2 separate regions of the Mus musculus genome follow, and region 1 is linked to region 2. Evidence: chromatin loops called from intact Hi-C (ENCODE). Cell type or tissue: heart. All regions are shown on one strand. Links, peaks and the distances in the headings refer to the core of each region. The heading gives the core; the rest is flanking DNA.

Region 1 (15,692 bases), core at 4,461-12,460, 100 kb before region 2:
TTCTAAGTATATAACAGAGAGACGGGTTTAACTCTCATTTCTCCAACCTGGCATCTTTCCTTTTTTTTCTTTCTTTCCCAAACAAGAACAGGCCATCCTTGGCAGTCTCCTTACCCAGGGCCTGAGTGGATGCTGCAAGCAGACTGTAGTGCTTGGGAGAGTCACTAGGTGGCATCTAGCAAAGACACTGCAGGAAGCTTTCCCGAGTCCTCCACATTGGCTGCCATCATCTGGTGGGCGGGTTGGAGTTAATCTGCCATCTGTCTTTATTTTGCTAACTTGCTCAGTCGGACACCACACAATTGGGTTGTGCAAATGTGGCTCTCCAGTAGAGCAATTACAGAGGCTCTTTCCTAAACAGTATCGCCACCACCCAGCATTCTTCTTGCCTCTGGTGGCGCCTGAAGCATTCGGGCTCCCTTTGACTGGCTCCACTTATAGGCCTTGTTTGTTATCTTCGATGTATATGAAAAAATGGTCTGAATTCGAAGACACAACAAGGCATGGCTTTGCTTTCCAAGTTGAGCTCCTGCCAATTGACATGTTCCCATTCCATAGAAACCGCACGCTGCAGGGCTCTTCCAGAGCAGCCCACAGAGACTCCGCTGCCCGGGGTGTGAGGACATCCGATGTGTGTGTGTGTGTGTGTGTGTGTGTGTGCGCGCGCGCGCGCGCGCGCGCTGCTTAATGCCCAAGGGAGAGGTAGAAGGAACAAGTAGAGAGGCATGTGGCCAAAAAAGAAGCAAAAGGGCAAGGGAGGAGTGGGGTGTGAAGTGATATTTGCATGACCCGCCTACCTTGGCTGTGATTGGATAACCTCAGTGGCTAGGAATGATTTGCTATCTTCTATCGTCTGTTCCTTGACTCGTGCATGCATTCCCTTACTTGCTGTGTACAAAAGACCTACTACTCTCTTGTATGACGTGCTCTAGGTTCAGGGAAGGAGCTCACAGCAGTCTCTGCTCTTAGAGATGGTGATAGGGAAGATGGGGGCCGGGGCTGGGGGTTGACATATTTACCAAACAAACAGAACATGGTGTCTCTAGGAAAAGAGACACATAAGATGCCAGTTAAGCAAGGATGATACTTTCCCTTAGCTTGGGAGTCCACAAAGGCTATCAGAGGTTGATGACAATGAAGGGGATTTTACAGTAGGATTTTTGGTTTAACTGTAATGGGTTAAATATTCTGCCCTGTAGTTAGCAGATGCCAAAGTGGGGTGTGATGATTCACCAGTTTAAATAGCAAGAAGTGAAGAGTTAGGCCCAGACCCTGATTAAAACAAAGAAAAGCAAATCTCTCATCAATCCATAAACTAAAGCTTTTCCTCCCTCTTTGCTTTGTTGGCTCTTTCAACCTTTCTTCCTCTCCTCCTGCTCCTCCTGCAATCACAGGCTTTTGCTTTTATTACTCCTACCAAAATTATTTTGAAATCACCTAGCATCTGTAAGCACATTCCGTGCAAAGCCCCACAGTGTCTGCTGGTCAGCCGAAAGTGTACAGGGCATTCCTGTGCCAGGTTACATTGTTGGCTGGGTTGGGGTATTTTCTTCAGACTCCATTTGCCATCGCAACTTTTGAGTTTGGAGAATTCACAAGTTAGGAAGCACAGAAGAGGCACAAAAAGAAAACAGGAATTGTCTTCTATGTCTGTCTCCTCTTCCAGGCTGTTCATCTTTCAAGTGGGCAAACCTCTCTTCATGGCTTGCTTACAAAGCATAGAGAGCTGCTGTCTCGAAATCAAAGGCTGGCCTGGGCACCACATGTATACGACTGTATGTTAGTAACATTTCAGGCAAGGGGATAGATGAATCATGTAGGGCTTTTCTGTGTTCTTGATACACACCTATGCAATTGTAAATGGCCTGGTCTCACAGGTCTTTACTCTAAAACTTGCATAAAAAGGCATGGTGGCGCATGCCTTTAATCCGAGCACTTGGGAGGCAGAGGCAGGTGGGTTTCTGAGTTCGAGGCCAGCCTGGTCTACAGAGTGATTTCCAGGACAGTCAGGGGCTACACAGAGAAACCCTGTCTCAAAACACACACACACACACACACACACCAATATCCAGTATATATCCAAATACTATAAATATTTGAACTCAGAGTCGTTTTAAGGTCATCTTTGAAGTGAATTGTACCACCAGGAAATGTTAGGACCAATCCTAGCTATAGTTTTGCCTTCTTTATGCCTTGCCAAGTTCCTTCCTGAGGCTGACTCTGTGGGTGGGCAAGAGTGGGGTTCTCCTGAGTGAATCTGGGACCCACCAGTTAGGGCACAAAGCATTTAGAAGGCATGATGGTTTGAGCATGGAAGCATCTGCGCCCTCCCGCCTCTCTAGGATCCACTCTCCTCATGGGAGTGCTAACTTTCAGATGGCCCATGGAGATGTCATGAGAAAAAAAAAAAATAAATGGCCTGAGCTTTGGCAGACATGAGGGTCCCAGGCCTTGCCCAGCAGCCACCAGTGTCACCTTGGGCACCTCTGAGGCGGATGTTTGGTTGTCACCTTTCTCCCATTAGGTGAGCTTTGGTTACATTTGATTGAACTTACCAAACCATTCTTGTCTTTCCTTCCTCCATATGTGTGACCTGAACCCTCTTGTCTGCCCCTGTCACCCCATGGGACTCTCACCAGCCTCTGAGTGAACACTTGGCTCTCTTCCCTCACTCATCAACCATGTCTGAAACATCAGGTCCTCGGGGACCCTGACTTCTCTTTCCCCTTATGTTTTTCGAAATATGCCCTCATTTCCTGGTGTAGGCTATGAATGATCCACAGAAGACAGAGCTGGAGCCAGGGAGATGTGTGCCTGACTGTGTGTGTACTGGCCTCTTGAGTTATAGGTACGATTCTCAGTTCAACTCTATAAGAACCCTGCATGGAGGTGTGTCATTATGCTCCATCAAACCATTTCATCTGGATTTCTGCCTCTCGTAGAATCCAGTTCGATTACTGTTTCCTTTATGGCACCCCTTTGAACTTCCCAAGTGACCTTAAAGTCTGAATGCCATGTCTCTCGCACCATCCATCCTTCCACCCACCCACAACACATTACACAGCCTCTTTTCCTACCCCTAAGCCTTCCCTAAGTTGTCTTGGGGATACTGGAAGATGAGAATAGGTCCTCTTTGTTGGTTTCCTAATCTCCCGTGACTCGATGCATAAGCAGCTGCTGAACAAATCTCTACTCTACAATACCCAGTCTTTATCAGCTTACTGCAATTCTCAAGATAACTCTAAGAGATCGGCCAGTTAATAGCCAATGAAAAGAACAGGGTGTTAGGGAGTTAAATGTATTTCCACGAAGCACACAGAGAGTGTTGGAACGTGAACTCATGCAGGTTTAGGTTATGTGGTCACTGTCTGGTGTCCTACAGCTGATAGGGAATGGAATTTAGCACAGACACTTGCACAACCCAATGCTAGATAAAGACCTTCAGACTTATGAATGAAAGAATGGAAAAACAACAACAATGAAAACAAGCAAGTCTCTTCCCCCCAGTTTATGTTCATATCCTTTATTGTCATAGATGCTTCTTCAGCCCCTCTAGCCCTAATCTCATGCTGACTACCCACAACACTTCAGTAGTGCTTCGGTCCATGATCTTCTTCTTTTTCTCCCACTCCTTATCAAAGGTCTCTCAAAATTAAATCTCAAGCCAACCAGGCCTACTCTGGGCTTCTGGATCACACAGTTCGGTAACTGTTAAGTGCTCAAGCCCATCAGGAAGTCATTCACCCTTATGAGACACAGGTCCCTACAAGCATCTGTTGTGGATAGCCCTGGAGCTAATTATATTTGAGATTAACTCCGTTCTCCTGGGGGGGGGGGGGGGGCTGTGAACAAGGAATGAGTCAGCACTCTGGTGATTTCCTGTAAACCTGCTTCCCACTTTAATTTGTAAAATAAAGGAGAGCTGATGATTGGGCAGATAAAAGGGAAGGTGGAGCAGAAGGTGGGGAGAGAGAGAGAGAGAGAGAGAGAGAAGAGAGAGAGAGAGAGAGAGAGAGAGAGAGAGAGAGAGAGAGAGAGAGAGAGAGAGAGAGGAGACACAGAAGAGGAAGAAGAAAAGCAGAGCAGAAGCACATGGCCTGGAGAAACCCCAAGTTCTAAGGGGTCTCATAGATGTGGAAGATGGCAGTGTAGCAGTAGATCTGCCCAATCGAGGCCACAGCATGTAATCATATTAACTGAGTTGTGTTTTCATTGCCAGGGTATATTTGGGTTGGAGACTTACCACAACAAGCACCCATCATCCAAAGTCAAGCTATTTTATTTGCTGTCTCTGCCTCACAAGTGGCCTGTATTGCCTCCAGATTTTAAGCGAGCTGCTGTATGTTTTGAAGACCTTCTATTTATCAGGAGCTGAGCTGGGTTCTGGGAATATAGAGCTTAAAGCACTCATTTATGAAGCACATGAATTAAAGGGAGGACTGAAGTAGCGGTTCCAAGGCATCGTGGCAGGTGGCTTAGAGGAAAGCCTGGGTTGCTATGGAGACATGGTTTAGGATGTCCACCTCTGCATCCTCGATAGCCTCACCCCTAGGCTTTCTCCTTCTCTAGCCTGATTTATCTATCGCAGGATATACCTGCCCCTTCATCTGCATCTTTTAGGCAGCACCTCCCCATTTATGCAATAATAGAATGTTTTACACTTATCTCTCCTTCTTGTCCATTTTTCTGTAGGGCCGTGGGTGTGTGGGGAAGAGGAGAGTGGGAGAGAGCCCGAGTTCGGTGCTCTGGGCAGGCAGACACGGGAGGACTGCCGGATGCTTTCCACGCGGTCCGGGGTGGGCATCTGGCTGTGTTAGGCCACTGACCACACATGGCGGGTGGTGGACAAGGAGCAGCCCAGGTACCAGGTTCTCAGTCTCCGGCATCCCACGCTGGATATGGCGAAGAAGCTTAAGAACAGACTAGGGACCCCGGGGTGGCACTCGGCCCTGGAGATATGGGGAAGAGATGGCAGGTGGAGAGGAGGCGCTGGATGGTTCTCACCCAGGTGAGAGTCCTTAGTCCGGTCCGCGGCTGCAGCATAGGAAGGCCTTCCATTGGGAGGATAGACACTGCTCGTTAGGAGAAAGCCCATCCCATCATTTAAGCACGGAGGGCCTTGATGATCAGAGACAGTCTATGGTTTTAGAGCTTTATTGTAGAAAGGCAGGGAGAAAGAGAGAATGTAGAAAGAGAGAGAGAGGTCAGCCATGGCCACGTGGAGAGAGGGGGAAGAGAGAGAGAGAGAGAGACAGAGAGAGAGAGAGAGAGAGAGAGGAGGGCTAAAGAGTAAGAAAGGTAAAAGCTTAGAGAGTGAGGAGGGGCCAAACAGCCCCTCTTTGCTATCTTGCTGTTGCTAGGTAACTGTGGGGAGAAGTCTAGCCAGAATGACAGAAGCTTGGGCCATTGTCTACGTGATTGTTAGCCACAAGCCTCCCTTGTGGGGGCTGTGGGGAGGGGGATGGTAACTTTGACAGGAGCCAGGGATCCAGGAGACATGATTGAACGAACGCTTTCCTTCTGTCCTGGTGGAAATTCCCACCCACCAGATTCCACTGGGGTTCAAGACTTCACCTCTGACTGGAGACCAAGCTGTCTGTGCATAGCCCATTGCCCCACACATTTCCTTGTACATTTTCTCCTCATCTGCTGAAGTGTAAGGGGCAGGCAGAGAGGCCAGGGAGATGGTTCCATTGATGAACTGTCTGCTACGTGAATGTGAGGACCTGAGCTTGCACACACAGCATCCATGGAAGACACTGGGTGTGGTGGTGTATGCTTGTATTCCCAGCCCTGGAGAGTGGAGACAGGAAGAGACCTAAATTTGCTGGTCAGCCACTCTAGACACTCAGTGAGTTTAAAGTCAGTAAGAGACCCTGTCTCAATACATAAGGTGAAAATAGCACAGGGAAGACAGTCAGCATTGACCTCTGGACACATATATGCATGCACACACTCAGAGGAACACACACACACACACACACACACACACACACACACACACACTCCCTAAGACTGTATTCTCCAGGAGATGATACTCTAAAAGCAAAGACAGGGCAGGGTGGAGTCGTCACAGCCTCATCTCTATGCAATTTTGTGGTTGGTGTGTGATCTAAAGAAGGAACTGTTCTGTTGCTTACAACTTGATTTATTAGTAAGTAGATTCTCATCTGACCACCTCTGTGGGACCCTAAGAGAACAGACGGCTGACATCGGTGCTGTGACCCACAGCTGAACAGTTAAACTGGCCACAGAACTTGAGGGGATGCAGCCTAGGAATTCTCAGATATAGGAGCACGGCCCAGGTGACTAAAAAAGGACTAAAGCCCTGTGGGTGGGGGACAGAGCTGAGGAAACAGAGCCTGGTCTTGTGCTGTCCGTCTCATTTGTGTCTAAAGCTGAGCATGCCTGGGGAATGTTCACATATGGCTGGGAAAAGGCTTGCCATGCAGACATGAGGGCTGGAGTTTGGATGCCCAGTGCCCACACTTAGTCGTGGCTCTATAAGGATTTGTTAGTTGGCAGGCTACATAAAGTATACTCCCAGGAAAAACAGAGCAGTTGCTGAATCCCCCAGCTTCCTTCCATCCTGCCAGACACATCGTCCATCCAGTAAGTGGCTTTAAAGGAACCTTAGTGATGTGTTTAACCACATCTTGTGTACTCTCCCACCCAGGCCCAACTTTTGCGTTTGTCGCTCTTGGACATGAATAGCCACCATCCAACGGGTCTCTTATGAAACCAACATCTATGCTTCAGTTTTTCTTTCCTCTCAAGGCCAGCATGGTCTTCGTGGGCTCCCAATCTCCTTTCACATAACCCTTCTGCAGCCGCTTCTCTCTACTTCGGTCACTTGTCCTTTGGGGGTCACTAATCCCCTGGGATGAGGGAATCCCTGCCCATCTCACGGTTCTAGTACTAGGAGCAGAGCAAGCTGTGAATTCTCTCCTTGCTGGGTGCTGTCTGATTTTCTGCGACTAGCGAAGACAGGCAAGTCTCCCTTGGATTTCATTTTTTCATGCCAGCATTTTTGCAGGTGTAAAAGCTGATGGAGACAGGGGAAATCTGAGGAAGTGGAACATGCCACAAATAGACTCGGCATGCCTCGAGAAAAGAAATGCAGAGATTTAGTAATGGTCCCAGATCTAAAGGGCAGCGCTCTTACCTAATACGCCTATGCTTTGAGCTAAGCAAACAGGTTTGCCATCTCCTTAGCAACCAGAATACAAACATGTCTTACCTGAATTATCCAGTCTCTTTGCCAAAGCCACTCACTGTGAGTGGGGGAGGAGACAGGTGTTTGGTGAAAGAGTCCACATAAAGCACATATCATTCTGTTGGATGGGGCGTTCACCTCCCAACCTCATTAACACCTCACTTGTTTCATTTGCCAGCCATGGCCTAACTTCTGGTAAAAGGTTAATATAAACTCACCCTTCTGTCAGTCAATGACATTTAGGAGACCGATTTAAAAAAAAAAAAAATTCTGCAAGTTTTTTTTCTGGAAAGTTCTATTTATAATGACACCATTAAATGGCCAAAGACAGTAATTATAAATTGCCTCCTCTGCATGTGCAGGTAAGACCTTCATAGTCAACACTGTGGCCCTCTCCCACCATCCCCCAAGGGACTTCACATTCCTGCTTGTTCTGTGACAATACAAGCCATGCAAGGTACAAGGTATTTGATTCAAATCATGTCCAAGGAGCTGCTTGCTCTGCTGAACTGTGGAAGTGAGGCTAGAGAGATGGTTCAGTAGTTGAGAGCACTGACTGTTCTTCCAGAGACTGGGGGGGGGGGGGGGAGAGGAAGAAGAGAAGAAGAAGAAGAAGAAGAAGAAGAAGAAGAAGAAGGAGGAGGAGGAGGAGGAGGAGAAGGAGGAAGGGGAAGAAGAAGGGGAAGAAACAGGTCTCTAACACATAAGAGTCTGAGAGACTCTAGAGAGACTTCTCTAGAGAGAAGCAGCAAATGAAGTAATCCAATCCTGAGACCATGACAGCCTCTCAGAGCTCCATCTAGAATGTTCTTTGTCTATGACTCTCATCGTCTTTGTCTCCCAAGGCTGGCTGAGTAGCGTCTCAGTGTGGCCTGCAAGGCTGCTTTTTTGAGCAAGCCAGTCATCACAGTGAATACTCACTTCCACACTCAGCCTGCCCCTTCTTAGAAGAGCCTTCCTGGGGGGCAGAAGGATGAGACGGACGCCAAATTGGGGCACAGGAGTAAATATCAGGGTAGGAACCCCAGTTCTTCAAAACAAATGGGAAGCAAACATGGGAGAAAGCGGTGGGCCACCTCCTGCCCCCTCCCTGAGCTGGGTCTTTTCAGGATGTTTGAAAACTCTGGGACACAGAAGTTACTTGTGAATGGTTGAGTGTACCACACCCGTGAGGATCTGGCTAGGAATGCTAGGACCTCTGTCATGTGTGTAGAAACCTATGTAGTATTGCAAGCCACGGAAGCTACATGTTAGCCTAACCACAGAACAACTGCCAAACACAGGTCTGGGAGGAGAGGCTGCTATCTTCCACGAGTTGAGATGAGGCTTTAGCCCTCGGAACTCATTGGGTAGAGCTTGTAAAAAAACAAACAAATAAACAAACAAAAACAAAACAAAAAACTGAGGGGCTGAGGCAGTGAGGAAGAGGCGTAATGGAAGAAAGAGGACCACCTAGCTCAATTGCCAAAGCTCTCCTGGTGGCAAGATCTTGGTGTGGGAGGGAAGCTGGGCCATGAAGGACCCAGAGATGCATCACAGGCAGCCTCCTCATAGGATTCCGCCAGATGGTGTCAAGCTGCCAAATCCAGAGATAGAGACTGGCCGGGTGGCTGCCTCTGCCCTGCCAGACCTGGCGTGGCGTGGCAAGTGGGATGATTCGTTGACAGACACACACTTCACACTTGGAAGTGGGAGGGGAAGGTTTATGGGAAATGATTGCGAAATAACCTCTCTCCCGAACTGAGGTCCTGTGCAACTCCCAGACTGTTGTACCTACTGCTATTAATTTACATAGCACGTATTGTACGCCTACTCAGCTGGAGTAAATAACATCCAGTGATGGGAGGCGACAGTAGCTGCCTGGCAGGAAGCTCCCGGATTCAGTTTGTGTCAAATACTTTACACGGGGTATGGCTTGTGTTGTCACAGAACAAACAAGAGTATGAAGTCCTTTGGGAAGGGGAAGGTCACATAGGTACCAGCACAGGTCTCACCCTCACATGCAAAGGAGGCTATTTATAGTTAACCCTCTTTGTCCATTTAGGTGTCTCTCTATAAATAGAACTTTCCAGAAAACCTTCCTAGCAATTTTCTTTTTATCAGTCTCCTAAATGGTGTTGACAGAAAGAGGTGAGGTTGCACTAACTCTTCAACAGGAAGTCAAGGCATCGCTAGTAAATGAGACAAGTCAAATACTGGTCTCAGCTCAGTGCGCCTACCATGGTGGGCGGTGTTGTTTCTAGTCCCATTGTACAGAGGAAAAATGTGAGGTATAGTTTCTCTGGTCTCCCAGGAATACAAGAGCCAAGACATCACACGTTTTAGCTGTGTGGAGTCACTCTACGTGTTTCTTGCGTTTAGTTTTAAACCAGTGTTGTACGAGGCAATTGAAAGAGGCCAGCAGGGACCAAAAAAAAAAAAAAAAAAAAAAAAAACCTCTAAAGAAGATTCTAGTCTGAGGGAGAGAGAAAGCAGTGCCCTCTTCACCACATATGGGCATCTGGAAAATATCAGACTGTTAGGTTCTCCTGGTGACTATGGCGTCAAATGAGGAATTATCAGCCCCCTTCCCCTGTGCTAAAAACTATTAAACTGGCCATCAAACATAGAGACATGCATTCGCACAGAAGCGTTGAAAACAGGCATTGAACCTGACCGGCACTTCAGGGTGGACACACCTTGGCCCAGGTGGTCCCTCGAGCAGCCTGTGTATGAGAGACTTGAGCTGGAGCAGTTATCATGCTCAGAGTCCCACCAGGATGGAGTCTGCTGAGAAGGGAGACACAGGATTCCTGAGGGTTGGCGGTGGGCTTCGCCCCACAGCCGCCTTATGCTTTGTTCATAGAGGAGAGTGAATCCTGTGTGATATTCCCAGCCTTCCTGCATTCTCCACACTTCATCTTTTAAAAAAGAAAAGAAAAATGATCTCGTGGACAACACGATGATGCTAGGTACCCCTCTGCAGATGCTGGTGCCCGACTGAGAACCTTCCGTGCCAGCTATCCACCCTGCCATGCTGTCTCTTGGTTTACAGGATTCTGGAGGATTCCATAGAACAGCCTCTGTGTTCCAGGTCAGCCCTGTTTAGTTACGTCAGCCTAGTGTGCTTTGCCTACAATTGTTATTTTGCTCTTAAGAAATAAAATAACTGCCAGGCAGTGGTGGTGCATGCCTTTAATCCCAGCACTCAGGAGGCAGAGGCAGGCAGATTTCTGAGTTCGAGGCCAGCCTGGTCTACAGAGTGAGTTCCAGGACAGCCAGGGCTATACAGAGAAACCCTGTCTAGAAAAGAAAGAAAAAGATAGAAAGGAAGGAAGGAAGGGAGGGAGGGAGGGAGGGAGGGAGGGAGGAAGGAAGGAAGGAAGGAAGGAAGGAAGGAAGGAAGGAAGGAAGGAAGAAAATAACCCATAATGTAAGAAACATTGTGAGCCAGGCCCGGTGAGGCAAATGTGCAATCCCAGCTTCTTCAGAGGTAGAAGCAAGGACAGCCACAAACTGGAGACCTGCTCTGGCTGCAGCATGAGCTCAAGCCTGTTCTGAATAGTCAGTGAGACCCTGTCTCAGAAAGTCACAAAGAGGCCTGAGGATCTGCCATTGGTGGAACAATTGCTTAGCATGTGTGAGGTTCAATTCCTAGGGTGAAAGAAAGGAGGAGGTAGAGGAGAATAGGAGCCCTCCATTTGTTTGATTTACTATCATGTAAAGTGTGGAGTTCATGGCTGGAATGGGGCAATGCTTAATAAACATGAGTTTTCTTCATTGCCCTCCATCTCAATCACTTCTCATGAAAGACGCCTTGAGAAAGTTAAGATATTTATCCTATTGATGAACAAACACGTTTTGAGGGTGTGTTGTTTGTAAGATGCTAAACTGAGGATAGGAACACAACCACACTCCTATTAGCATCACTACATCGATATTTGCATTTTTTTTTTTTTTAGTTTAAGTCTGAATTATAAGTAGCTTTTACTCCTTCGTCAACTGAGTTGTCTGTTCTTTTCTCAATGATTATATCATAGCTTCTCCTTTGTAGTACATATTAAATAGACTTTTCCCAAGGTTAGGAGTTTATTATTTGTGTAGCCCAGGCTGATCTAGAACTAGCAATCCTCCAGCCTCAAACCACCCAAGTGCCAAGATTATACATATATGCTACCAGGTCCACCTTTTCATTTTAATTAAAAATAGATAAATAAAACAGGGCCAGCAAGATGGCTCGACAGGTGAAGGCATTGGCCACCAAGTGTGGGGGTCTGCTCTGATTTCCATCCCCGGTGTCCCCATGGTGGAAGGACAGAAAACGACTCCTCCAAGTTGTCCTCCAACAGCCACAAGCTCAGGGTGACACAGGAGCACACCTCCAAACCCCGCCCACCCAGTCCACCCCCACAGAAGCGACCTGTTTTAAAGCTGCATTCAGGCTATCTTGATTAAACTTTAAAGAGCCACCCTTTGTATTTACATGCACTTGTAAGAAATAACCCTTTCCCCAGTTTCCTCTGATGACAACATCCTGTGAAACTGTGTCACAGCCAAGCTACTGGTGGGATCCCTGGTTGTTGCTCTAGCCACACCTTCTCAACTCCTCTCTCCCCAAAATTGGTGACCACGGAAACCACCAATCCGGCTTCAATTCCTGTACATTTGTCATTTCAAGACAATGTTGTGGAGATGAAACTGCATGGTATGTAATTTGGGGTTTGGTTTTTTTTCCCCCACTCTGTGTAGTCCTGGAGACTAATGGAGGTTGAATCTTTAGTTTTGTCTGTTTACTACGGAGCTCAGTTTTGTGTCCTGAGTGCAGCTTCCTTTGCTTATCAGTTCACCCATGGATGTTGCCATGAGATTCTTGTTTATTTTGCTACACGGAGAGGTGATGTCTCAGCGTGCCTGATTCTCATTTCTCTAGTGGCTGCTGATGTGGACACCTTCATAATTGTTCGTTGTCCTTTGTACATTCTTCTGGGGGCAATGTCCTCCTGTCTCTTTTGTCTGTTTTTGGTTTTGGTTTTGTTTTTTGTTTTGTTTTGTTTTGTTTTGTTTTTGACACAACATTTAAGTTCTATGCAGTTCAGTTTTGAGGCTTTAGATATCAGTCATTTTTCAGATGTGAGTTTTGTAAATAGTTTCTCCCATTATGTAACTTGTCCTCTAAGGGTGAAGTTCTTCATTTTGCAATTAGTAACGATGGAGGGCTCTACATAGGTATTGAGGGCATCTGATGTGGCAGCCCCGTGGATCAGCTGTTCAAGGTGACAATTGATTTCCTCCTTAGTGAGGAACCCAACAGAGACAGAGACAGCATGGGTGCAAAATAAAAGCCATGCTGTCTTCTTTTTCATTTCTTTTTATCTTAAAACTCTCTCTCTCTCTCTCTCTCTCTCTCTCTCTCTGTGTGTGTGTGTGTGTGTGTGTGTGTGTGTGTGTGTGTGTGTGTGTTGTGGCTTTGTGTGTATAAATGCAGTACCCACAGAGACAAGAGAGAGCACTGGATCCCTAAAGCTGGAGCTACAGGGAGCTGTTAGCACCCAACACGGATGCTAGGAACCAAAGCCAGGTCCTCTGGAAGAACAGTAAGCATTGTTACAGCAGAGTGCCCCTCCAGCCCCCACAGAGCCATGCATGACCTAAAGCTCAGAGGCGACATATCATTTCATTGTAGTCTTACAGAGACTACAAAGGCCACAGACAGGCTCTGACATCAGATGGGAGGGGACAGCACAGCATGCGCATGCCAAGAGCGAAGCCCTCCTGGCCTGGGCTAACAGTCACTGACTTCAGATCTAAACAACAACAACAACAATTTATAATATATAATATATATAATATATATAAAATGTTAAAACCTATCAAAACCATATAATTGACATGTGTAGATATCTTTATAAGTTTTCAAAAAATTTTGTCTTTTTGCTTGTTCTCATTTTGTTTGGTTTGTAAGCATTTTTCTAAGCATTCATAAAGCACCCATCTTTTAAAATGTTTATTTTCTTAGCGTATGTTTGTGTTCTAGGATCCAACTCAGGTGGTCAGGTTTGGCAGCAAGCTCCTTTACCCTCTGAGCCATCTCGCTGGCCCTATTTTCTTTCCTTTCTGTTCTAAGGGGTAAAGAATAACCTATAGCCCTTACACTTTCTTATACCACTGGTAATTTCTTGAGTTTGGAAGCTTTAATTCTTTTTAAGGTGTTTTTATTGGCTCTGCGCCTAAAGTTAACTTGTATATTTAGAATGGTATCCAGTATTTTAGGCAGTATTGGCTTTTTTCTCTGCTACATATGATTAAGAAATTAGTTATTCAAGTTTCTCCCACTGTCATCTCCATCTCAGTGTGGCCGTTATTTTTACATCTTCACATTTTTCTTTTCCTTTCCTTGAGGCTCAGTCCAGGGTAGCAATCCTGATGTCCCTGATCCCAAGAGGCCATTAAGGAGTCGACCTGAAAGTAAATCTTCACACAGGACCCTTGTGTGGTCTTTGTTGGCTTGTCTGAGTTGATCCAGCTGTGCGGAACATAGCTGTCTTAGTTAGGGTTTTATTGCTGTGAACAGACACCATGACCAAGACAACTCTTATAAGGACAACATTTTATTGGGGCTGGCTTACAGGTTCAGAGGTTCAGTCCATTATCATCAAAGTGGAAATATGGCAACATCCAGGCAGGCATGGTGGAGGAGGAACTAAGAGTTCTACATCTTCATCTGAAGGCTGCTAGCAGAATACTGACTTCTAGGCAGCTAGGATGAGGGTCTTAAAACCCCCACCCACAGTGACACACCTACTCCAACAGGGCCACACCTTCTAATAGATCCACTCCCTAAGCCAGTGTATATAAACCATAACAATAGCTAACTCCTCTTTCACAAGATGGCAGTGGGGACCATCCTGCTGAGTTTTCCCTTTAATCTCCATAGACACTGGCATGGCAGGAAGAGGCTTGTCACATACAACACAGGGCACAGATTTAAACGTAATTTCATATGCCAGTGAATTTTGTAATATATAAAAATCTCAGGTACACACAACCAAGTGACTCATTACTCATTCGAGATGGGGAAGGTAACTGAGCATCCTGTGTCTGTCCTTGCTACATTGGACTCCTAGACAAGTGGGAGCTGAGCACACCCTTACCAGCAGGAACAGAAGCTTCCATAGGCCCTGCAAGGAAGCCCTGACAAAAATCAACCCATCAGGAAGTCCCATGGAACCCAGCCGTGCCAAGGGCATCCCCTGGGAAGATGTCTCATTTAAGAGGAAATTTCCCAGAGCTGACCTGGATTGCCATATGTGTAGCCCCCAAAGTTCCCCATGCACAACCAACTGCAACCAACTCTACAATCCTCTCCTTATATATACACAGTGTGCCTTCAGTGCGCTTGTACGTGCAGCTGTCTCCAACTGATCCAGGTTTCCATTTACTAAGTGCCTGTAACTTGACTGAGAACCCTGTGTCCCCAGTCCTTATCTTCAACAGCCACCCCCCTGGGGGAAATGTCATTTACTATTGTTGTAAAATAACAATGACCCAGATAAAGAAACTAAACTTCAAGAACTCCCCATTGACCAAGAAACTCACCAAAGACAGTTGCCAAGACCCTATCACTAATGACAGTTAAGAAGGTCCTTTCTAAACATGGACTGTTCCCAGAAGACCTTTGGAGGGGCCCCTGCCTTGCACTCTCTTCATCCAAGACTTCTTCTAGTCTCTCCTCCCACCCACAGTCATCTTCTCATCTCCACAGGAACTCTTAAGAAAGTGGATCATACAATAGAGAGAAGGTGGGGACAGTCCCTCCAGCAAGATGGTACCAGGGAGCCACTGGGATTTGCTGACAACCACGGAGATCCATACATTTGTCCGTAGAAATAACACGTTGTGCTGTAAGATAGATAACTCCCTCACTGTCTGAAGAGGCAAAGGAGTGGTGGTTTGCCAGCAGAGAAACCTGCTCAGCCTTGTAATACAATTTATATTGGCAGATGTGATTTGAGTTCAACCCATTGGCTTGGAAGCGGGCTTGCATGATTCATACCTTGGAGGCTGTGTCTATCCTGAAGCCCATGAGTCTGGCTCTGTGCCCCTGTCTCACTTGAGACTGCACGCTTTTGTTTGGTTTTGTTTTTTGGTTTGGTTTGGTTTGGTTTGGTTTGGTTTGGTTTGGTTTGGTTTGGTTTTTAGAGACAGGGTTTCTCTGTATAGCCCTGGCTGTCCTGGAACTCACTCTGTAGACCAGGCTGAGACTGCACATTCAACGTGGGCAGGCGTCTCTCCTTTTGTTGATTCCCGTTTCCTGTAAGCATTTGAACACAACCTTGGCCAGAGCTGAGCTTGCTAAAGCATCTTGCTAATCCCGGAAGGTGACCCAGGGAACCCATTGCTGTCTGAATCATTTCGATCTGTGCAAGAGATTTTTGCAGTCACTTGCAATCATTATTGTTGCTGAGCTGAGAGGATCCAGAAAATCAGAAGGAAAACA
Region 2 (15,692 bases), core at 4,867-12,866:
AGAGGGTCCACAGAACTCTGTCACTCAGGGAGGAATCAGCAAGGGCTCTCAGGAGGTCCCTGTGGATGAATGACCCTCACAGAGAACACGCAGGGCCTTCAGCATAGCCTCTTCCTTTGCATTCACTTCTATGTATGACAGCCAGCATTTTTTCCACCCAAGTGATAGGTAAAGGTGCTTGCCACCAAACCCGATGGCATGAGGTCGATCCCCAGATGACACACAGTGAAAGGAGAGAACAGACTCCTACAATCTGTGCTCTGATTGTCATAGGGTCACCTTAGCAGGTGCACACACTACTACACATAAAAAAATTAATAAATGTAATCTTTTAAAGACAATGGAAAGAGGGCTGCTACTTTGCTCAGCCAATGGGTTTGGCCTTTGTCTCCTCATCTTCCCTCACTGCTAAGTCTTTAAGAGCGACCACGAAGAGATTCAAGTGGGGTGAGAGGGTGCAGTTCCACACTGTAGTGAGCTTAGAAAAGTATTCGGAATCAAATGAGATGGGATTCTTTTTCTGTCAGACTTCCCTGGAACCTTTCCTATACTGACTTACAACAGCATACTTTGCATGGGCACTGCCACATGCCACATTTTCCAAGCTTGTGGGCTAGCTCAGGGAAGCAGCATGTTGTGATGGAACGTAACACGTATTGAAGAATGCCTTAGTGGATCTATGACGGGATTCTTGTGGTTGACTCACTCTTTCCTTCCATTCTCTTTGCTCCATGTTTCCTTCCAATGGAGCCGGACAACCTATCCCTCGGAGGCTCTGTTCTGAGGTAACTCAACTCCTACTGGAATATGAGAGGGTATGGTTGCGTCCAAAATGGAAGACATCAAATGGTAAATAGGAGTTGCACAGGTCCAGAAAGGACCTTGGCAGAGTGGTTTTCCTGTAGTCTTGTAATACTTAGTTTTAATATGACTGCTCAGCAACTCAGAAATGCTTGCAAGTCAAGGGCCTGCAGAGCAAGCCAATATGTAAGATGTGATGTGACCCAAACCCTCATCTCGAATAAGACCAACCTCAAGGCAGGATGCTCACTGATGACCTGTCATTTCGAGTCTCTTGGCATGCTTTGGTTGCTTTCTGGAAGACACTACTCCAAGCACTGACATTAGAAAAAGCCAAAAGTGTAACATGATTCCATGATTCTACAGCTTTGATCAAATGCGTCTCTCAAAATTCAAGAGTGGAAAGTACAATTTACAATCTATCAGCACTGAGCGTTGGGACTTTTGAAAGCTTAGTAGATCATGAAGGCTCTATGAATGAGTTAACTTCATTATCGCAGGAATGTCTCCCTCCCCTCTCCTTCTTCTGCTTTCCACCATGAGATGATGCAGCAAGATCAGATGTAACTGCAACTCCTCACACTTAGGTGACCTTGCCTCCAGAACCAAGACACCACTGCTCATCACATCCTTGAAGTATATTACAGAGCAATAAACACACACACACACACACACACACCATTAACCCATTTCAGATACCAAAACTGTTTTTTAGATGCCAGCATTTCCATACCCACCCTAGGGAATACATTCTGACCAGCTGTAACTTCCTTGTATAGCAATTTTTTCCATTTTCTAATGGTGTGGGGTAGGCATATATTCAAAGGCACCTGACTGCTGTGGGCTCCTTGATACTGTGCAGAATCAGACAAGTCAGAAATAGAGCTATATACAGAAGAGTTTGGACCAAGTTCAGAGTCCTCCTGAAGATTAGAGATAACATACCACTACACTAAGGCCTGGGCAATGTCAGCCTATGCCGACCATCTTAATGCTTAAAGGGTAGTAAGTTTAGCATCACAGGAAAGGTATGGACTCGAGGGTTAAATCACAGATACATGACTTACAGCTGCACAGAGCAGTGTGGCTTTTAGCGACTCACTCTGTAACATATAGAGGCTCTCATCATGCATAGTATCTGTAATGAGATGAAATAGATGTATGGAAACTTTAGCATAGCAGATGGCTAAAACCAGACTATTACTCTGGTGGATGGCCCTACATCCGTGTACATATGGGCAGCAGCAATCAAACTCTGGTCAAAGAAAGAAACTGTGAACTTGGAACAGAGATTTTTGTGGTGGGGGAAGAGTTGGAGTGAGCACTGAGGAGCGGATATGTTTAATTATATTTTATACAGATATGAAATTCTCAAAGAATACATTAAATGTATATATATATTTTAAAAATATTATACCTCTATGCATTAGGATATGTCCTATTTTATGGCTAAGAATCCTTGTTCATTAACACACACCAATGAGGAAGCCAACAGACGAGCCAATAGCAGCAGAATAGAACATTAGGAGCTACCCACTGGGAGCAGAGGCTTGATTGTACACACCTTTCATCCAAACTCTTCAAGGGACTGAGACAGGAAGATCGCAAGTTCAAGTCCTCCTTCAGAAACCATTTCATAATAAAAAGTAAAAAGATTGTGGGGGCATTTGGCTCAGGGATAGAGCACTGCCTACCATGTACAAGGTTCAGGGGTCAACCTAGTCCCCAAATATAACCTGCTTATTGATATTATCCTCCTTATGCTTCATTAGTGTGTTCATTTATTGAGCATTTATTATTGAGCATTTATTATGCTGTTATCCATGCCAGACACTAGATCTGGACTCCTGTTGCTGCCCACCATCATTAACAGGTACTATTAAATGAAATCTGTGTCACCTTTGGGTTTTCCACTGTGGCAAGCGAGACAATCTGGACCCCTCCTAGTCTTCTCAGACCATTGTGTAGAGTAGTCACTCCACAATGTCTGGGCAGCGTGCATAACACAGCTCCTCCTCGAAGTTTCTCCTCTCAAGACTTCATGGGATATTTCTCTACACACCATGCTAGAAAACAGGGTTAAATCAGCCAAATACAAAATCTAGCCTGGGCACAGAATGGAGGATGCCAGTCCTTCATCCTGTGAGGTCCAGCTCTTCATGCTTAACAGCATTTGGTTAAGAGATTGAAGGACTTATTAATGTTGGTAATTACAATAATAACAATATATATTCAGCCGCTCCGTGTCCATGCGGCCCACAATTGGACATTCCGTCAACCTCACATTGAAAGCATTTGCGGAGGAAAACATCTGTATTGAAGATGTACAGAACTCTTTTATCCCATAAACAATAGAGAACAACAAATTAGCTGCAGAATGTTTTCATCATATTGGGCATTAAGAGAAACTTAGAGATTATTTGAAATACATGGGAGAATGTGCTTTGGTTATATACGAATACTGTTCCACTTTCTTGTTGGAACCTGAGCATCTGCAGGTTCTAATATCCTAAGGAGGGGGGCCTGGAATCAAACCTCCAAGGGTGACCTCCAAGGGGTAACTATATTTGTATCTTCTTCCAATTCTTAAGGGGATCATGTGACACATGTTACCATCTGCATTTTATTCCTGAATAGAAAGATACAGACAAATTAATCTCAAGGCCCTAGAGCTGTAAGTATCTGGACTGGGGTCAACCACTGTGCTCTGAGTTCCTCCAGAGGTTGGTAGACCCCAGCACTGTCCAGCAGAACATTCTGGAATGATTGGGTGTTCCACGTCTGCATGGTCTAATAGTACAGTTAATAGCCCAGTGTGACTTCTGAGCACATGAAGTGTGCTTAGCACAAGTGAGTTTCTAACTGTGTCATTTTCTTTCACTTTAATCAACTTACCCTCCCACACACACCCTGACACCTCTGCCCCCCGTGGCTAGTGATTGTCATTTAAGACAGAGTGGGACCTTAACATTAAATGGAGCTCCTTAAAGTGTCTCTGGGTCAGCCACTCCTGGCTTGCAATAAGAAATCTCCCCAGAGTCAACCCTTCTCTAGCTCAAGCCCCAAACCCTTGTGAGACCATGAATGATCCCTAAGTACTTGAGGGTCCCCTGGAGCGGGAGCTGAGCCTACACATGCTCAGACCCCACAGACTGTCCTTGTGGTTTAATAAGCCCTCATGTCAGTTTGGTGCCCAGCCCATCTGATGGTCAGCTGTCCCCCACAGGACCTTGATTTTCCCTATCAGTCACACTGTCTCCAGGTACCAGAGGCTGTGAAGGCAAAATGTCATTGCCTCTTCTAAGCCATTATCACACCCATAACTTCATCCCATAGCCTGGGCCAAAGAACCAGAATAAATAAGAGGCAGGATTAGAAAAGAAAGGGAGGCCAGGTCCCGTCAGGCTCTGGCCACCTGAGTCCTTCTCCTCCTCCGCCAACGCCCCGCTGCAGCAGCCTCCACCACCATGGGAATGCAGGTGGAAACCATCTCTCCTGGAGACCGGTGCACCTTCCCAAAGCACAGCCAGAACTGCATGGTGCATTACACGGGGATGCTTGAAGATGGAAAGAAATTTGCCTCCTCTCGGGACAGAAACAATCCTTTTAAGTTTACACTAGGCAAGCAGGAGGTGATCCGAGGCTGGAAGGAAGGGGTAGCCCAGATGAGTGTGGGTCATAGAGCCAAACTGATAATTTCCTGAGACTATGCCTATGGAACCACTGGGCACCCAGGCATCATCCCACCACATGCCACTCTTGTTTTTGATGTGGAGCATCTAAAACTGGAATGACAGAAGTGGCCTCCTCCCTTAGCTCTGCACATGGATCTGCCATGGAGGAATCTGGTACCTCCAGATGGGTGCACATGAATCCATGGGGCGCTTTTCCTGACGTCCCACCACCCTTTGTGTAGACACTTGCCTGACTGAATGTGTTCTGTCACTCAGCTTTGCTTCAGACACCTCCATGTCCTCTTCCTCCTTCTGTATGTGTGTTGACCTAAACTATATGCCATAAACCTCAAGTTACTTTATTTTGAGGTGAAGACTCAGTTTCCGTCTTTCAGATCTAAGTTTCCAATGAAGTATATTGTCAAGTGTTAACAGCACAAGCGATGGGTTAACTTAGAATAGGAATTGGTGTTGAGGGGTGGGCGATTTGCAAGAATTTTTATTTTATTTTATTTTTATTTTTTGGATAAAAAATTTTATCTATTATATATTAAGACATTCTGCTGCTGTGCTGCAAAGCCATAGCAGATTCGAGATGCTGTTGAGGGCTGGATTTTTCTCTAGTGAGGGAGGTCCTATCAAACTGAAAGCCCTACCCAAACTGAGGTGGGAAGGAAGCGGGGGAGAGAGCCTTTGCTTCTGACAGTCCTCCCATCTTCTGAAACTAGCTGCCTTTTAAAGCAGGTCCCTTCACTGCTATGTTGGACTCTACATTATCTGTCCCTGGGTTGGCAGGGACCTTGAAGCCTTCTTTGTGACCTGGCTTAATTTGTTTTTCATCCTATGGTTTTTCTAATGGATTTTTCTGGACTTTTGTAATCTTGTAACTATTCAAGCTCCACTTCCTAAATTTTAAGAACTTCGGTGGAAAGCTTGAATTGAAGGTGCTGTTTGTAGACTCACCACCCAATGGACACCCAGCCACCACGGCAAATCCTTGAGTGTTCTCTAAGAATACGATGCTGGTCATCACAGCTTCAGGGTTTTGATGCTTGGCTCTTTGCTCATCTTGGCTTCCTGGATTTTCCTCCTTCAGTTCCTTCTCAGCCTCTACTGTCCTTGTGTAGTGATTTGGTGAGAGAAAGCTTTTGTCCCCTGCCCTCTGCACTACATATGCAGTTCAAGTTTTATTATTGCAATAAAAGTGCTTTATGCTGGCTTTTCTCAAAAAAAAAAAAAGAAAGAAAGAAAAAGAAAAAGAAAAAGAAAAAGAAAAAAGAAAAGAAATGAAAAAGAAAAGGAAAAGGAAAAGAAAGGGAAAGGACCATAGCATTGCTTAGGACAGAAATACAGAGGGCAGGCTCACGGGGACATCCAGCCCTAAGCCTTCTTTCATTTGGTCAATACAAACTATAAGCAAATAAAACATATTTATTGTTAAGACTCATTGGGTCTCAAGTCTCAAGTATTTAAACATAGTGTCTCTCTCTCTCTCTCTCTCTCTCTCTCTCTCTCTCTCTCTCTGTGTGTGTGTGTGTGTGTGTATGTGTGTGTGTTCATGATGTAGGTGCAAATGTGAGGGTGCATGTGTGCATGTGATCTCATGGGTGGAGGTCAAAAGACAACCTCTCCAGCTGTTCTTCACATCCTCCTCCTTGTGCGTCTCTGAAGCAGGGTCTCTCATTGGCCTGTAACTGTTGAGTCGGAGAGGCTGACTAATGAGCTCTGGGGATCTGCCTGCCTACACCTCTCCTCTGCTAGGTTTATAAGCACACATCACATCACCTGACTTTTTTTTTTTAATGTAGGTTCTGGGACTTGAACTTGCAGGTCCTAGTGTTTTATTTGGAAAACACTTTCTTGGCCAAGTTACCCCAGCCTCACTGTGAAATGTCTGATAAAAATGGTCTCCACACTCCTCCTGGAGCCACCTTGTAATGTTCAATGTCATGGGCACTGTTTGCCTCAACTCCCATGGCTGCTGAGACGATTCCCTAGCCACAGTCCTGGTTGTCCCAGCAACCGTCTTTGCTCCGTCAGCTAACCTGGCCAGCATTTGCAGCCATCCATGGGCATAGGCCTGAGGCAGGTGCCAACGAAAGAGCCTGAAATGACACCACTGTGCTAGTGAGGTATCTGAAGCTTTGGGGAGACAGCAAAGGGAATTGATGTCAGGATTGACCAGTGCTTCTCAGCCTTGTTAGGGCTGCAACCCTTTAATACAGTTCCTCATGTTGTGGTGATCCTCAACCGTGAAATGACTTTCATTGATACTTCAGAACTATAATTTGATACTGTTATAAACTGCAATGTAAATATACAGTATTTAGGATATCTGATATCCAACCACTGTTGCATATCAGGGTCGATCAACCCTCAAAGGGATCATGACCTACAGGTTGAGAACCTTTGGGGTAGAGCCCGGTCAACAGAAGGAGCTAGAATACCTTAAAACATCAGAGCCCGCCTCTCTTGACCTGGTCAATGACAGTTTGTTGGTTTGCTTGTTTTTTAATATCTTGATTGACCATCCAAGGTTTTTAACCTCATATGCTTTCTTCCAGCACCTTAAACTATGACAAATGAATAAGGAGAACTTGAAAAGTAGGAGTCGTTTCTAACAAAATGGACTCGCTTCTGAATTCCTCTATTCACCCTCAAAGCGATGGTTCCAGCCTGCCATTTTCCCTGTGGGTCTCTCTGTATTCTTCCTAAGCACTGAGTCTTGTGCTCCTTCCCAGACTGCGCTGGTTACTAACTCCAGGCCTCTCCTCACTCAGCCAGCCCAGCCAAACACCACACCACACCACACAGAGAACCGTTCCCTCCCTGCCTCTCTACATGGTCCTGGAGGCTGTCACAATTCTTGTTCGAATATTAGCCCAGGATACAACTTTGACACCTTTTCTGTTTTGATTCTGTCTTTTCACTTGAGATTTGCTCCACGCCTTTGAGACAGACAGAAAGAACGCTACAACCAGAGCATCCTTGTCAAGAAGGGCTTTGCGTTCCTATATGCTCTATCTAGCCTCCTGGAGTGTCTCTGACACACAGAGGGACAACGTTCTAGAAGAGGTCAAGTTAGAGTGAGGAGGAAGCAACACAGAACAAGCAATGGAGAGGGAACTGAACTGCTAGGTTAGGAAAGTATCAAGTGAGCCTGCGCTAACCGCAGCTCCCAGTCCCACAAGCTCTCCTTCCTGAGTCAGCTAGTTCACCAATCTCGTATTCCCTCCTCTGGTCTACAGAAAGCAACTAATAATAAACATACTGTTGATAAATAATACAAACGTCAGGCAGACCGAGCAGCACTTGGCAGGCAAGCACAGAGGTACTCAAGAGCTCAGTGACCCAGATCCTCAGAGCTCATGCAGCAGACACAAAACAAAACCATTTACATGTCTGAAGTTCATTCAGAATTCTCTCCATTAACAAAGCACCTAACAGGACCTAACCCCCACCATGGGAAGTAATCACTTACGTATCATATTTCAACATGATTGACTGTTCTCAACAACAGAAAGGGATGTCATGAGGATTGAACACACAGATTCTATCGCCCTCCACGCTGTTCTGGTGTTCCATTCAAATCCAGATCTGTCCCCGTTGAATTCAGTAGTAGGCTTGCTTCACTGCATGGTCAAGTAGATCCAAATCCAAGACGAACTGGTCCAAAACAGAAGTGATGCTTAACGCCCCCGCACCAGCAGCAGCAGCAGTATGTGAGAGCCTTGCCTGCCTTCTACACTTCCCAGTATTCACTATGGCAAATCTTCCCCATCTCAGCTGTGATCCCCTTACAGTTTGTTGGTGGTATTGTTTTAGAGACTGGTCTCACTTCCTAGAATCTGAGCCCCAGCAGTTCCTCCTTGTAAGTTACTCCTATCTATTTTTCAATATCAATGGGAACCTACCTGGACTTTTCTTTAAGGTCAAATCTAGTTGTCTGCATTTCATCTAGGCTGGGCCCCACAGTTACCTGGCAACAGCCAAGCCTGCCTGACTCACTAAAAAGGGGGCTGTTTGCCCCCTCCTCTCTCTCTCTCTCTCTCTCTTCTCCTCTTGCTCCTGCGCCTTACCCCCTCTCTTCCCATTCTCCTTCCCCCCCCCCCCCAAGTGCTCATGGCCAGCCTCTACTTCTCTACTCCCTGACCGCCCCCCTTCTCTATCTCTACTCTCTCAATTCCCCTCCCCATGCCCTGAATAAACTCTAATCTATACTATACCATCATGTGGCTGGTAACCCCGGTGGGAAGGAGGGCTTGGGGGAGCGGGATTCCTCAGCATGGGTCCACAGAGGCACTCCCTCCCCCCCACACCTCCACTTCTTCTTCCTTATCTTTTTATAAAACACAACACTAGTAGCATCCTATATACACCTCTGCTCGGGTCTTTTCACATCGTGGTATCCATGTGAATATTTTTGTCTATTCCCCTTTAACACCATAGCCTGCCTTATTATGTTCTCAGTTCCTAACACAGCACTTGGTAAATGTTGCTTAGTAAGCATTTCATCTCTGAATGAGTGCATGCCGTGAAGGTCAAGTGAGAAATCTGAGAAGAATTCTGTGAGGAGCCAATACGAGCATAGGCGAGCGTTTGATTTGGCTCTGTGGTATGGTTGCATGGCCAAGCCTATGCCCTCTGTGAACCTCCACCTCTACCCCAGGCCACGGCCAGCAGACCTTTGCCAGTCCTTACACTGCAATCCAAAAACCAAGCTTCCAAGATGATGTGCACAAGAGGCAATCAAGAGAGGTTGGACCCAGTGAGACCAGTGCTGAATGACAGTAGCAGCTGCCTGGTAGCAGGTGCCATATGTAACTAACTCTTCACCCCTCCAGCACATTTCCCCTTTAAAGAAAACAGTCATTAACTGGATGGTGTAACTGGATGGAGCAACCGCATGCTCATCACCAAGCACACCTGTCTCCTTAGAATACGCTCTTGGCTCTGAAGCTTCTGACAAGGAAAGGTGACTGCCTTTTTACTCAGGCCAGACTCGGAGTAGCTCTGCCCTCACAGAGACTCCCTGAGGTCCTTCTTTGATGACACAGAGTTAAGGACTAGGGTTTTCATGGCTGTGAACCACCCTTCTCCCCCTAGTGAGAGCTCTCAGAAGAAACCTCCTTTCTTGTCAGCACCTCATCGCTTCACCAACTATGTATGTCTTTCCAGTTTCCAGTCAGCCTTGTCAACACCACCTCCAGCTTGCATGTCCCCTGGGCAGAGAATGGCAGCTTGCCTAGATGTCCCTTTGAGGAAAGAAAGGAAGGAAGGCATTTCCCACCACATGATTCCCTGCCCTTCACCTGCCTTTGTTTTGGAAGTCTTTCCTCCTCCAGATGCCACAGCCAGCATTGAAGCGTCCAGCAACTGATCCACCCATTGGCCTTCGTTTCGAAGTCACTGTCTGGCAAAGTCAGACCACAGTGAGGAGCTGTCAAGTCCATACTCAGGGCAAATGGGGGAACTCCCACAGTGGGTTTGGAGAAAGTTGAGGAGAGGCTAGAATAGTGTCAGGCATTTAATGTTGTAAGGGAAAACTCCTTTGTTTACTCATTTGTTCTTACAATCTGGATAGACCCATGGCCTCTTGGGAAATCACCACGGCTGGTCTCTCTAAAGTGAACCCAGGGCTACAGCTCTATCAGAGACTCCAAGTCTCTTGCCACCAAGCCCTACCTGCCCCAGAGACCCGTGCTCTGCATGCACTCAGACCCACAGAGAGCTTAAAGGAAGGTTCTTTTGGTAGAGAGCCAAGCAATAGAAAGGCCCCTTTCCCCAATGGCCCTCTCCTCTGCAGAGTCTGAGCGGTGTGCACTGACAGGCTCCCATCTGTGAGTGAAGAGAAAGGGCTAGGGGTGCTTGCTCGTGTTTTCCTAAAGATACCCAGTGATCCTAAAATGTATACCTGAGGCCAACTGGGAAGTGCTATTTTAACAAAGCACAGCTTAGGAAACAGTCTGCACGTGTCCTGTGACGAGCCAGCCCCAGAGAGGTTCCTGGCAGCATCTTATGGGTGACTAAGAGTGGAGTTAAGATCAGTAGGGTTTTCCAAACACAAGCCTCTCTCAGAGAGACTGATGTTTCTCACCTGCTCACCACAGCTTGCTTCAGTATGCTCCTGCCTCCCGTGATCTGAGAGGTGTGTTTTGCTGGACATACAGTGGAGCTCTTAAGATGTTCATAGATGTTATTGTCTAATCTCAGCTTGCTCCAGTTAGTCTCTCGACATAACTCTTAAACACAGGACAAGAGAGGCATGTGCCATACACGACAGGAAATGCACCCGTTCATTCCAGCAGCCTCTAGGGCGGAGCTCTGCTCTCCGGATGATGCAATTGGGGAATACCAGATGACTAAGGTCGGCTAGGGCAGATGTGAAAACAGATAATTAAAATAACACCAGCCAAATGCTGAGTAAGGTTTGTGCTGACAGCTGGGAGAAACGCAAAGAGGACATAATGAGTTTTGCCAGAGGGGGTCAAGGTGAGTTGCATAGGGGACAACCTCTGAACTGCTTCTTACCAGGTGAGCTAGCATGCGCATGAGAAAAGGAAAGGGGACAGATGTATACAAAGGCACGCAGGCCTGAGATCCTCTGACATGATTGCAGCGCCTGAGGTCCTTGTAAGTGGGAAGAACTGGAGCCGATGTGAGAGGTACTCTAGGCTGAGGGTCAGACATGAAGGCACACCAGAGGATCTGTGATAAATTCTTTAGTTAATGGGAAAACCATGGAGGGTATCAAGCACGGCTAGGATTTATCAGGTGTTAGAGAGACAAATTCAGCCACCAGCAAAACGAGGCATGAAAGCAAGAGGTCAGAAGTTGGTATCAAGGGCCAAATAAAAGATAATGGAATCCTGAAAAGATCTCTGTGACAAAATATCCGAGCTAACTTTTGTAAAGGAAGGAGATGATATCTTGGCTTACAGTTTCAAGACCCACCATCAATGGCTGTTGGCTCCATGAGGTTGAGCCAAGGGTAAAGAGCCAAAGTATCATGGTGGAAACATCATGGTGGAGCACATGATGTAATCAGAGCTGCTCCCTTCACAGCAGCCAGGAAGCAAAGATGGAGTGTAGTGAGAACCAGGGCTGCCATATACTTTTCAAGGGCATCCTCCTTAACCAACTCTCTCCCAGCAGGCCCGTCTCCTCATGTTCCACTGCATCCCAATAGCATCGCCATCTGGGAATCTTTGTGGGACATTTAAGGCCAAACTCAAACAGAGAACCAAGCATGAAGTCTTTAGAAAATGGTGTCGTTAACACTTAGTGGCTAATTAGATTTGAAGAATGAAGTAGGTTGTCAAGAGTGATTCTACAATTTTTAACTTGGCTAATGGAGTCAACGGTGATGATGATGATGATAACTAAGTTAGGGTGTAAATTACCCAAGTAGGCAAAAGGCCAGAGACTGAGATATCAAGCCTTGCACATCTGAAATGTTTTCAGTCCGCGGTAGGATGCTAAATGACCTAACAGAAGACGGTTTCATTTAGTCACAATTTCTCAATCAATTGCTTTATACTTAAGATGCCTCTGTTATTGTGGCTAGTATTAGATACTGTCCTCTAAGAAAACTGCAGAAGGGACCTTTTACCAGGGGACTATTGTTTTCCATACCTCCCGAGTTCCTGGGGCCTACAAGGTTGTGGGAATTCCTGCTGCAGTGGATGCTCAAGGTTAATGATCCTACAAATGCCCAGAATGGGCAGGGATCCTCCCATGAAGGCCCAGGGAAGCTCAGGTGACGACACTGCGTGCGGTTGTCACTTTGACAGATTTAAGAAGTAGAGGTGAGGACAAGCTGCTCTAAGAAAGCCTTGTGTCACCTGAACCCTGTGCCCAGGGAAGCTCAGAGCTGTTTGGCCTCTTCTTCCTTGTCCTCCAATCTGAGCAGCTCCAAAGCTGGAGCGATGATTGTCACTTTGTATAATCAGCCACCCTTGTTGGCCACATCCCAGGGACAGCCTTGGCTGTGAGAACAGTGAAGTCCCTGTCTGTCATCTAAAAGGCTCCAGTCTGAAAAATCTGAAATGTAAATGTCGAAAGATGTTGGAGGGGGCATGAATTCATCAAGTGACAGACGTCTGAGCAGAGGAGATGGCCCTGAGTGGGGGTAGAAGAAGGACTTCCCGAGGGTTGTGAGAGGAGATGAGCATCTTTCTCACTGCAGCTTTACTACAGCCTGAGAGGAGTAGGGAGAGCATTTTCAAAGGGTATCAGAGTCACAGTGGGAAGACGGGCAGAGGAGCCAAAGCCTCAGATGGACTGACAGCTGGGCCGGAAGCTCCAGCCAGGTGATAGACAGAAGCACTCTCACTGGCGGAAGGTGAGACCCTTGAGACAGTACGTAAGGGGCAGAGCAGACTGAGTTTTCATTTAGCAAGTGGGGAGCTAGCCAAGGTATCTGAAGATTGATTTGACTCTGGAGAGAGATCCATTTAAGACTAATACTGGGTTATATATAGGCCCAGGAAAAATGACAGACAAGATCAACCAGGCGGCTATCGAAAGATAGAATGGGGAATTTATGACTTTTATTGAGTCATGTGTAGGACTAGGCCATTTTTATTCAACTACACATGAAAGAACTTATTGTTCTGATTATATAGTTAGCCAAGGAGCGCCTCAGTGAGTTTAAGAACACTCCTATGTGTGGCAAGGCCAAGATTCACACGCCATTCTGTTGGGTTTCCAAGGCCATGTTTCACTCCGCTGCATTAGGGACAGGGTTAATGAGATAAGTAGAGTGATGCTCTCCCAGGCTGCATCTCAGATACCTATGCGGAGCTTTAAAAGGCCATGACCCCCAGGTCCATGTGGTAGCACCTTTAATCCCAGGACTTGGAAGACAGGGGCAAGCATGAGCTCTGGGCTAGCCTCATCTAAGCAGTGAGTGTCAGGCCAGCCAGAGGTGCACACTGAGACACTGAGGCCCTGGATGCATGGCTGTTGGATGATAGATAGATAGATAGATAGATAGATAGATAGATAGATAGATAGATGAATAGATTAGATAGATAGTGGATGGGTAGATGGATGGATAAATAGATTAGGTAGATGATGGATGATAAGTTAGATGGATAAATAGATTAGATAGATGATGGATGGATAGATAAGATAAATAAATAGGTAGATAGGTAGACAGACAGACAGACAGACAGACAGACAGACAGACAGACAGACAGACAGTTAGGATACCCAAGGATGGAAGGAAAGGTCAGCTGGCATTTTCTTGCTGTGCAAGCATGAAGACCCAAGTTCAATCCTTAGAATACACATTAAAAATAATAATTTAAAAATGTCTGTATGCTTGCTCACACTTGTTATGCCAAGCACTTGGGAAGCAGAATCCCGGGGGTTGCTGGGCTATCAGTCTGGTCTCCCTGGAGTTCTGGGACAGCTTGAAGTTCTGTCTAAAACATAAAAGTAGATGGTGCCCAAGGCATGACATCCAAAGTTGTCCTGTGACTTAATCCCAGAGATCAGGAGGGGCAAAGGCAGCATCAATATTTCTAACTTAGAAAAATAAAGGGGTGCTGTCATAGAAAAGAGGAAGTTTATTGTCACTGTTGTTTACTTCATCATCTCAATGATAGAAACAGATAGAAATGCCCCATCTGTGCTTGACAAAGTGAGCCAGAAGTTTGAGAAGAGTCAAGGCCATACTAAGGTCAGCACCTCCAACTATAAGGTCAGTTAGCAAAGCTGAATAGAGACAGCCAACCCATTTTCTGAACACTGGTGAGCCCCTTGTTAACTTGGCCTTTATTAATAACAAACCTTCACAATCACCAAAATTACATTTCCAAAAATAAATTCTCAGAACCCATTTAAGATATATATTTTAATTGTGGTGTGTGTGTGAGCGTGCGAGCTCCAGAATTCACTCTAGAATTATCTTACTGATCTTTACTATCAGGTAATAGTATAATTAGGCAATACAAGGTGATTACATCTGCCTTGTCTGAACAGTGGGCAGACCAGATGAGGACCTACTGAGTGTTTGTTCCAAACTCTGCCATCATGCAGCAACTAGCCACGGTAAGGAATATTTGCGACATGAAGACTGGCCTATGCTACAGAGCAGGGCTTCTCCCAGACTCTTGCCCGCAAAAGACCATGATTAAGTATTCACCATCACGCCCCTGCCCACGGTGGTACTGCTGTAGGCTGTGCAGAGAAGAGGGTTGGTGAGGATGCTTGTAGAACCTCATTATGATAAAAACAAAAAGACCAAGACAGAAACTGAAGCTCCACAAGTCAAGGATAAACCGGCAGCAAGAACAGCTTTCTTCCCTTGCCTAACATTTTCCCAACACAAGCTTTTTAGACTGCTCCAGCCCTCTGAAATTGCTACTATTTCAAATAAATGTTTTATTTAGCTCTGTGAATAAGGCTGCTTCAGCCAGAGAAGACAGAGCTTATATGAGCACATAAAATCACTCTGCGAATATAGTGCTTTCCCTTGAAGGCAATCACAGGCATTCTCTTTATTCCTGTGAACACATTGCGAAGGTGGCAGAATGGCAGAGAAAAAACGGGAACGCGCTAAGTTAGAAGTCACAGCAGTAGGTATACCCTGTGGCTATTAAGATAAAAAAATATAGATTTTTCTTCCCATCCTGGGAAACCTCTGCTTTAGGACCACAAGCTGTCTTAAGAAGGTTCTGGAACTGGTCTCCCATCACCCCTGTTGTGTTGTGGTGGATGTGCAGTCAGGGGTGGGGTGGGGGATGGGGGTGCCTCCGTGGGCCTGTGCTGAGGCATCCCTTCCCCCCTGAGATACCAGCCACACTAAGGATATAGTTTGGAAGAGTTTCGTGCCACGGGGAGGGGAGCTGAGGGAGCAGAGACAGAGATAGGCACAGAGGGGAGGAGAGGGGGAGGGGGAGGAGCTGGCCATGAGCACGTGGACAGAGGGGTGAGGGGAATGGAGAGACAGGGTAAGAAGGGAGAGGACAAAACTGGAGTAAGAAAGAAGAGAGCAAGGAGGGGGCAAGCAGCCCCTTTTATAGTGAATCAGGCACACTTGGCTGTTGCCAGGTAACTGTGGGGCGGGAGCCTAGACAAAATGCCAAAACCCCCATTTCTCACAAAGGAAACTTCCCACTGTTACCCTTCTTCCTCATTCCCTGGGTCCCTTGTTTTTAGCCTGGAGTCCGCAGACTTAGCCTGAGGAGTCCACAGTCTCAGAAAGCT

What was found. Peaks named below come from ENCODE experiments on the same cell type or tissue, not always from the same donor. Only the 100,000 strongest peaks of a DNase experiment are listed, where the experiment ranks them.
Region 1: it touches region 2 in a loop (1.9-fold over the local background); 5 of 42 quality-filtered maps call a loop at or near these places.

What each region holds. Positions count from the first base shown.
Region 1 is chr14:76,725,001-76,740,692 of GRCm38, reverse strand. It overlaps LOC115485926 (a long non-coding RNA gene), which reads right to left and starts at 850. Exons shown (of 3, transcript XR_383616.1): 1 at 115-850. In heart, for the core only: a CTCF peak has its summit at 8,752; a DNase peak (open chromatin) is centred at 8,862; H3K27ac peaks cover 4,041 bases; H3K27me3 peaks cover 243 bases.
Region 2 is chr14:76,625,441-76,641,132 of GRCm38, reverse strand. It overlaps the pseudogene Fkbp1a-ps1. Among named protein-coding and RNA genes, the nearest start is that of 1700108F19Rik, 44 kb to the left of the region's middle. In heart, for the core only: no CTCF peak of the experiment used is centred there; DNase peaks (open chromatin) are centred at 9,742 and 10,432; H3K27ac peaks cover 2,090 bases.